2 separate regions of the Homo sapiens genome follow, and region 1 is linked to region 2. The links are chromatin contacts, found by Hi-C or POLR2A ChIA-PET in ENCODE. All regions are on one chromosome and are shown on one strand. The core of a region is the stretch at or near the end of the contact, and the rest is flanking DNA. Distances in the headings are between cores, read along the strand shown. Region 1 overlaps RAP1B (RAP1B, member of RAS oncogene family). Region 2 overlaps LOC105369812 (a long non-coding RNA gene).

Region 1 (4,644 bases), core at 1,754-4,253, 1.2 Mb after region 2:
CAGTTAGTCTCTTTATTTGTGGTATTATTTGAAGAGAAGTGTGTTTCCTGAGAGAGGATGTCATGTCCGTGCCCTAATTTTTAGTTACATGGCTTTTATTTGCATAAATAGCATGCGAGAAGGTAAAGGAAAATGTGGTTGCATCTTGTCCTGGTTGAGTGCCCACTAGTCTTAATGGATTTTCCCAGTTGTGCATACTTTAGGAGTAAGGATGTTGTCTTACGTTTATTTTCACTCCTTTTTAAAATGTGTATTGTTTTTGAAAGATAATGACTCCAAAATATCTATAATATCAAACAACCATTATGAAGTTAGAGAAATAATATTTAGATTATATTAAATTTTATTACCAGTGCAATTTATTTTTTTATAGTAATTAAGGAATCTAACTTTTTTTTGTTTTTTGAGACAGAGTCTCACTCTGTATGCCTAAGCTGGAGTGCAGTGGCGCAATCTTGGCTCACTGCAGCCTCGGCCTTCCAGGTTCAAATGATTCTCCTGCCTCAGCCTCCTGAGCACCTGGGATTACAGGCATGCACCACCAAACCCGACTGATTTTTGTATTTTTTAGTATAGACGGGGTTTCACCATGTTGGCCAGCTAGTGTCGAATTCCTCACTTCAAGTGATCTGCCTGCCTCGGCCCCGCAAAGTGCTGGGATTACAGACATGAGTCACCACGCCCAACCTAAGATGCTTTTAAAATTCCATTTATGTTTAATTCTTCAAAGTCTGGTACATGTAACATTATTATAACAAAACATTTTATAATTGAAAGGGACTTTAGGGATCTAGTCGAGAAGTCAAAAACTGCTGGACCAGGGTTCAGAGCTCTTATCTCTCAAATTGATTTTGTTGGTTTATACAATATTCATAATTTTTAGAATTCAAATGACTTTACCCGTAAAGCATTCACTCCCTACTTGACCACAGTCTATGTTATTACCTAATAAGACCTTAACTGCTTCAAGCGTTTACATGGTTACCTGGCTGATGTAAGTCATCTGAGTGTTCAGTATTTCCCCTTTCCCTCATTCCATCTTTTTGTAGACAAGGAATCTGGAAACCAAGAATTAAGTGATTTATCTCAAAATATACGACTTTTTAAATAGAGCTTCTTAAATTCAAAGTTAATGTTACTTTCTACAGCTTGTTGTCTCCTTAGAAAATAGTACAAGGTAATACGTAATCAAGTCCTAAAGTATTTGGTATAACTTGTCATGAAGGAGAATGATCACTGTGGGCTGAGTTAGTGCAAGAATGCTTCAGAGACATTTCCTTGACACTAACCTCCTAAGAACTGCATCTTGAGATATGCTGCCCTGATCTGTGTTGTTTTTGCTACACAGCTGAGGAAAAGAGGTACATATCCTCCTCTAAAGAGCTGGCACAGGAACTCACCAAAGGGCATTTTGTACATATTGAAAAACAGCACCTCATAAGACCAACTACATTTAGACTTCTCCAGAAATCCCATTTATGCCCCTTTTTGCAGAGGAAGGGGCTGGATTGACTCCCAAATCCAAATTTAACTTCAGCCACAAACTAATTAGCATGTCACCCCACCAAAGATTTTTTTTTTTTTTTGGGAGACTGAGTCCTGCTCTGTGCTAGGCTGGAGTGCAGTGGCACAATCTCAGCTCACTGTAGCCTCTGCCTCCTGGGTTCAAGCGATTCTCCTGCCTCAGCCTCCTGAGTAGCTGGGATTACAGGCATGCACCACCACAACCGGCTAATTTTTGTATTTTTAGTAGAGATGGGGTTTCACCATGTTGGTCAGGATGGTCTCCATCTCCTGACCTCGTGATCCACCCACCTCAGCCTCCCAGAGTGCTGGGATTACAGGCATGAGCCACCATGCCCGGCCCAAAGATGATTTTTTAAATGCTCAACAGGACAAAGCCTAATGGTAGTCTTTTGTTAAAAACAAAATTTAATATCAATCCATTGACAGGACTCTTTGTGTACTGAGCTATATAGTAATTTCACCTTAATAGAAGTTCTTCATAACCACCCCATATAAAACCATCCATTCTTATCTCTTTTTTTTTTCTCCATACTGCTTATCACAGCTGACACTTTATACTGACTTTGTTTCCCCCTCTATACCCTTTACTCCAGATTATAAATTCTGAGGACAGGGTCTTTCTTTCACTGCTTTATATTCCCACTGCCTAGAATAGTGCCTAACATATATTAGGTACTCATTATATATTTATTGATGTCAAATATTGATTGCTGTATTATAGTAGTGTTAATGGAAGGTGTCATTTCTTAGATTTTCTTTTCTGACCAGCACAGTTCTTGGGTTGATGGAGTATGTCCTCAATAAATCTCAGCATCAAATAAACAAGAATTTTCTTTTTAATACATAAATTTGTCATTTTGTTACGCTTTTTAGTTTCCTCAGTGATTTTTTAGAATAATTCTTGTTCATAATTTGGATCAGTAATATCTACAGTTGAATCTTAGGAAGAATGTTATAGGCAATCCAGAATGTTGGATAATTAAATCAGTTATTTGCATTTTGATGTGTAATATAGTGAACACATTTAGACAAAAAAAAAGCTACCCCATAAGACCAGTTTTTATTTTCTTTGATTCATGTCTTCAGGATTTTCTGTTAACTCAGAATTATTATAGCATTCATTATTGTTTTGTGAAAATACTAGTTAATAATCTCCGGTTAATGAAATAATTATCTTAGATAAATTTACTGAACTTAATGTAGAATATGTTTTTTGTTTCGTTTTGTTTTTGAGACAGGGTCTCACTTGTCACCCAGGCTGGAGTGCAGTGGCACAAACATGGGTCACTGCAGCCTCGACTCCTGGGCTCGAGTGATGCTCCCACCTCAGCCTCTCAAGTAGCTGGGACTACAGGTGTGTGCCACTACACTTGGCTAATTTTCATATTTTTTGTAGAGACGGGGTTTCACCATGTTGCCCGGGCTGGTCTTGAACTCCTCCTGAGTTAAAGCAGTCTGCTTGTCTCTGTCTGCCAGAGTGCTGGCATTATAGGCATGAGCCACCACCCCCTTCTTCCACTTTCATTTCAAACAGTTATGAAGCAGCCACTGAAACCGGACTCTCGACAATGCCAAAGGAGGTTTTGTTTTCTTGTCTTTCCATGTCTTTGCTGTGGTTTGCTCTGAAACTAGAATTAAACAGCTTTTTAAATTGATAAAAAAGAACCAATGCAAATAAAACTACGGTCTGTAGAGTAAATGGAAAAAGTTGTAGAAGTAATAATAAACTACTTTTAAACAAATGAGTAAGGTAGTAGATATTTTGCAAGAAGTAAATAGCCAAGTGTAAAAGCTGTCAGTTACTTTCATCAATCAGGTTAGTTGCAGTCACGCAAATTTTAGGTGATTATATAAGGAACTCAAATTAGGAATCTTTAAATGTAAATGACCTAATACTAAAAACTACCCAAAAAATATATTCAAAGATAAATAGAAGAAATACTTATGCATTTGAAAAAATCGATGCATTCCACAGTTCCTCTGAATCAAAGGTAAAAAAAAAAAACAGTGTAGAAAATACTTTGAACAGTAGTGGAATTTTTAGTATTTTGATAGCTTTCTTTAGAAATTTAATTGATTTTCTTCATCTGTAATCTTAGATTGTGTTGGAGAGGCAGTGTGAATCATGCATAAAGTTTATAATTGTGTATGTGCCTACATGATGTAGAAATTGCACCTTTTGGCTGATGAAGTATCGTATAGTTGCACTGTTGATAACATTAAGTTCATTTCGCATATATGCTACAGTCTTTTCTGTTTAACGCGTTGAGTAAAATGAAGATCCAGGAGTCCCTCATTAGTTGGTATAATTGGTTAATTCATAGACTAAAGATGAATACAAATGTACTACATTTGCAGATTAACTCATACATAGGCATATTATTGTTAACTAGCAATTCTTAACTGTACAGATAGTTTCAAACTGCATCCAGTTTTTACAAATAAATGCTCTTGTTTATAAGGAATACCATAAAGAGAGCACATGTAAATGAAGAAAATCTTGTCACTTATACTGGAAATTCAAGCGAGAATGATATTAAAAAAAAAGTTGTTAAAGGCAACACAAGAAGTTAAATGAAACTGAGTTAGCAATGAGAGATATTGGCTAATTTACTGTGCCTAAAATTATGGTGCTATTGGTCTACTGTATAATTATTATTTTTAATGTCCAGAATGTGTAATACAAGGGCCAGAACTTCCTCCTGGACTCAATTTTATAAATTCTCGATTAGTTGGTGAGGCCAATAAGGATACTTTTTCTCGTCTAATTTGGTTTCTGGGAAAGCTTCGTTCAAGTCCTCAGTGGTCATCTGATCAAATGGAATTAAGTTCTTCATCTTCTCCATCTGTTTCTCATATTCTACAATCCTGGCCTTTGAGAGAGACACCCACTCAGCACAAGATTTCACATCTTTTTCTTCGGCATCCACCTGCGCAGTATATTTATCCTCTGGCACGGGAACCTTCAGGGCATTAAACTTCTTAAAGTCATCCACCAAACCGGCCTTGGCCACGTTGGCCTTGTAGTAAGCCCAGTCGATAACCGGTGGATTCTCAGGTAAAGCAGCCAACCTGGAGGTGAGGGTCTCATTCCAGGATTTCAGGAAACTAGCAATG
Region 2 (4,279 bases), core at 686-3,185:
TACTGAGGGAAGTGGGGAGAGGAACTGTGGAACTAGAGATCAAGGAATAAACTGCTATATGATTCATTTGAAAAACAAGGGAGGCCTCTCTGAGATCCCCAGGAGAGACAAGGAAAAGGCACAGGGATAATGCTCACAGGTATGGATGGTGACATATGTTTCATAATTTCAGTTTAGAGAAATTAATATAATTTTTTTCAATTTATTATTTAAAGTACCACCAACACTATTAGGGTGAGACTTACAAGTGGAACCCTCCACCAGAATTCTGCCCTCCAGTTACAGATTTCCAGAAGGTGGAAAGCATTGCAACATTCACATACTATGTTCCATCCCAAGCCTTATGAGGTCTTCAAAACCATACCACAGTATTCTTGGGGGAAAGTGTCTTCATAGAGAATATTTCAGCACTCATTTTAATAATACATCCTTAAGCTGTTCTAATTTGTGCCCATCTCAATGCCAAATTCAAATTTACTTGAAAAAAACAAAAACAAAAACCACTAGTCTAGTTCAACCTCAGAGGTCCTAGGTTTCTTTCCTTGACCACCTCCTATGCTGAGCTTCCATCTTGTCCCTCCTGGCTGGAGCAGTTAGGTTTACCGGAGCCACATAAGTGAGAGCTACCATTGGCCTTACCTTGGAAAGCCCAAGCTTTCTGGCATAAAGGAACTCAGATCCCTTAGGACCCTGGGAATCTCACATGCCTCTGACTCCTTCAAGAGGTGCAGCATCTGTATAACCGAAACGACCACCCTCTACTTCCCTGTCATGTCTTGCTTGGCTCTGGAGAGCACAGAGGGGAGGCTTCTGTGGATCACCCCTCCACCTTGTATACACACCTCCTAGAATTGGTGTCTCACTGCCTAATTATGTGCCAATGGCTCTGATCTGTAAACAGGATATTGATATTAGATCTCACATAGTTTAAGCTTCTGCCAGTAGAATTTAGCTACCTTCCCGATATCTTCCTGCTATGTCAGAAAGCACAGCTCCTAAGCCCTCAGTACGGTAGTCCATGGTTTAAACTGAGGGAAAGGACTTGATCAGCTGATACTAGTGCAAGAACCTGGCTGAAAGAGATCATGAAGGCCCTGAGCATCTGCTTACAGGCCTTCCCTTTTCAGTTTTCAAAATGTTCAAAAGGGTGGAGGGCCCTGGCTTCTCTCTTATCCATGGAATGCCTTTTCTGGTGCCTTTTCTTACTGTCTCTGGCCTGACATGCTTGGGTCAGGTCAGAGAAGGGCTTTGCCTTAATGGCATGTTTATCTTCAAATCTCTCTTAGTATCCACTAAGCCTATAGGTCTTTGATTCTCTAAGGTTCATGGGAAACAGCTAAGGAGTGCTAGGGAAGATCTACTCAGGATCTGCTCTTACCCCATTATGATGCTAGCCATCTAGCAGAACTTGCACAGTATTTAAAAATGAACAATGTCAACTCTGCTTCTTCCAGGCAGTTCTGAACTGGGGATGAACGTTCACATGCCTCAAAGGTCTTATATAATTTGGTTTCTAAAGAAATTAGCACTCCAGGTATTTGATATCATGATCATCCTTTTTACCAATTACTCGATAGTGTCTGGAGCCCCCAAGATCCCTTGTGACCTTTGTCTAAAACTGAGAAAACCCACTGAGTGAGCAGCAAAACTGTCTTCTCCTTTTACCTCTTAGCATCTGAATCTGATACTTATCACTCTTTAAAACCTAAACCAAAATCCATTGTCTCTGGTAAGCAGTGTTGGGCATTCTGAATCTAGAATTTGGGTTCGAGTTTCCTTTGGTGTCTATTTAAAAAAAACAATTGTTCATGCAAGTCTAAATGTTATCTGAATTTTTATTCTTCACAGTGCATGTGCTGTGGGGCTCAGAGATACTAAGTGTGATGTTTTAAACGGTTACTCTTAGAAAGAGTGACTCATCTCAACTTTCCCTAAGTGGTCATGTATTTTGCATATCTATTCTAGAATGCTCTAGGCCCATGGGCAATGCACATTGCACTCACAGAGGGCATACACTTGGCATCTGCCTTAGAATACTCTCCTTAGCCACATCTTTATCTGCTTGACTACAAAACTGAAACTTTCCGTGCTGTTGGGGATCTGTTTTAGACACTCTCGAGTTAAAATGAACGAGCCAGTGCTTGAATATTTCCTCTTCCTGTTTGTGTAGCCTTCTGCACATAGGTAGCGATGGTAACTGCCCAAGTGTGTTGCCATTACATCTGGACTTGCAGATGCAGAGCAGGCCCTATGGATCCAGCTCCCTCTCACAGATACCCTGGGTTTGATGTGCTCTTCTCTCATCGGACTCCCATACCCACCCCCAGTTTTTCCCTGACTCTCATTCACATCTGTAGGAGTGGGCGGGAGGCTTTAGCACTTAGGCCACAGAATCTGAAGCCAGGATGAGGGCACAGGTGCTGGCTCTCAAGTGTCCTTAAAGACTCCCTAACCAGCACCACTGAGCTCTAAGTATCTCCTTTCCTTGTGGCTTCTTCCATCCTGGCCTTTCTAGATCCTGTGGGTTGAGGTCTGAAGTTTTTGTCCAGCATGATCTACTTCCTGGAAGGCTGAAGACCACACAGATCCTGGGCTGATTCAGCTTCCCAACCTTCTCCAAGTGGCTTCTACCACTGGGATACCAAAAAGGGGTTGTCCACTGAGTTTTGGTTGTCAACCAAATTCAACCACCAATTTTGCCTATTCCCTTCCCTTCCATAGCCATAGGATGTTACCAGATGGTGATATAGTTTGCATGCTTGTCCCTGCCAAAATCTCATGTTGAATTGTATCCCCAGTGCTGGAGGTGGGGCCTGGCGGGGGGTGTTTGGGTCATGGGGGTGGATCCTTCATGGCATGGTGCTATCTTTACCATAGTGAGTGAGTTCTCACGAGATCTGATTGTTTAGAAATATGTGGTACTTCCCCTCCCCGCACCCTCTCTCTCTCTTGCTCTTGCTTTTGCCACATGATGTGCCTGGTCCCCCTTCACCATCCATCATGATTGTAAGTTGCCTGAAACCTCTTAGAAGCTGAGCAGAGGCCAGCACCATGCTTCCTGTAAAGCCTGCAGAATCGTGAGCCAATTAAACCTCTTTTTTTTTTTTTTTTTAAATAAATCACCCAGTCTCAGGTATTTCTTTATAGCAATGCAAGAATGGCCTAACACAGATAGTCGTCTTTTTCCTTCTTTAGGTACCACCTCTCCCCGACCCCCTAACCTCTCCAATGCTAGCAAGTGTGATTCTTAAAGCTTAATTGGCACCATGGGCATGGTATAATCCATGCCTATAGGTCTGGTGCAGGATGAGTCCTCCTCTACACTGGTCCTCAGTGCCCTAGTGGGACCTTGAAGTTCCTGAATTTCCATTCCTTCTTTTCCTGTTTAATGTTATTAAGTGAAAGAAATAAGAGGGCGATCTCTGGTATGTAGCCAGAGTTCCTGCTGCAGCTTCCTTCTTAGAAATTACCTAAGAACCGCTTCATATGTTTTTCCCTCTCTCCTGTCTTTTTTTCTACTGCATTCTATAACAAGGTTTCCAGACTCGGTTTATCAGCAGAGATCATTCTCCTTCCCTTCATATCTGATTGGAAATTAGACCTGCACAGTCCTGTGGCTGTTGGCATTCAGGAAGGCTGGCTGGAGAGTCTTTACTGTTCTGAGCCTGACAGGAGGCAGTGTTTGCCTTGAGGCCATCAGAGACCTCAGATACCTCAGAAAGCCGAGGCTGTCTACCAGCTGCCTTCTCCCATCTACACCTGGCCCCTACCATTCTTCGTTCTTGTAGCATCTCAGAGGTGTGACCCAGCCAGGGTCAGAAGGTTCCCTCCCCAACCCCCACCTCCTCCTCCCACCCACCTCCACCCCAAGTGCTGGAGCAGTGCATCCTGGAATAGTTTCAGCTTTTTGTAACAAACAGCTTTAGCAAATGTGTGGCCTGCAACTCCAATTGGTGGTTCTGATACATGGACCTAGTTTTCAAAACATTTATATACCCAGGAATTTTCACATGTACATGTACAACTTGATGGATCATCAGAAACTAAATATTCCTGTGTAACCAGAACCCCAGTAAAGAAGCAGAATATTACCAGCATCCCAAAGCTTCCTTAATCCTCCTTTCTAGTCACTCTGGATTTCTAGCAGCATGGATAGCTTTACCTGTTTATAGATCTTATACTGATGGAAGCAAATTCATAGTTTATACAATTTTGTGTCTGACTTTGGTGCAACATTATGTTTGTTCAATACATCTATATCATTGCATGTGGTCATAGA

What was found. Hi-C counts contacts between places; a loop is a spot of excess contacts on that map. ChIA-PET counts read pairs that join two places held with the same protein, here RNA polymerase II (POLR2A). Pooled maps may share reads with other maps.
Region 1: a pooled map shows a loop between it and region 2 (4-fold over the local background). The contact joins two enhancer-like sites. A Hi-C loop is called at or near these places in 1 of 37 single-sample maps with no recorded cell type and 2 of 50 pooled maps. POLR2A ChIA-PET finds 5 or more read pairs at or near these places in 1 of 52 experiments (CD8-positive, alpha-beta T cell).

What each region holds. Positions count from the first base shown.
Region 1 is chr12:68,638,273-68,642,916 of GRCh38, forward strand. All of the region lies in intron 1 of RAP1B (RAP1B, member of RAS oncogene family), which reads left to right. It also overlaps the pseudogene ATP5PDP4. Among named protein-coding and RNA genes, the nearest start is that of SNORA70G, 13 kb to the left of the region's middle. RefSeq lists an enhancer at 2,884-3,013. Within about 2 kb of position 3,004, at least 4 of the 41 ENCODE cell types and tissues checked have a DNase peak (open chromatin) inside an H3K27ac peak, as active enhancers do; they include CD8-positive, alpha-beta T cell, where a contact is called at or near this core.
Region 2 is chr12:67,447,741-67,452,019 of GRCh38, forward strand. The region is part of intron 3 of LOC105369812 (a long non-coding RNA gene); the gene reads left to right. Among named protein-coding and RNA genes, the nearest start is that of LINC02420, 7.3 kb to the left of the region's middle. RefSeq lists a silencer at 636-820. Within about 2 kb of position 1,936, at least 4 of the 41 ENCODE cell types and tissues checked have a DNase peak (open chromatin) inside an H3K27ac peak, as active enhancers do; they include CD8-positive, alpha-beta T cell, where a contact is called at or near this core.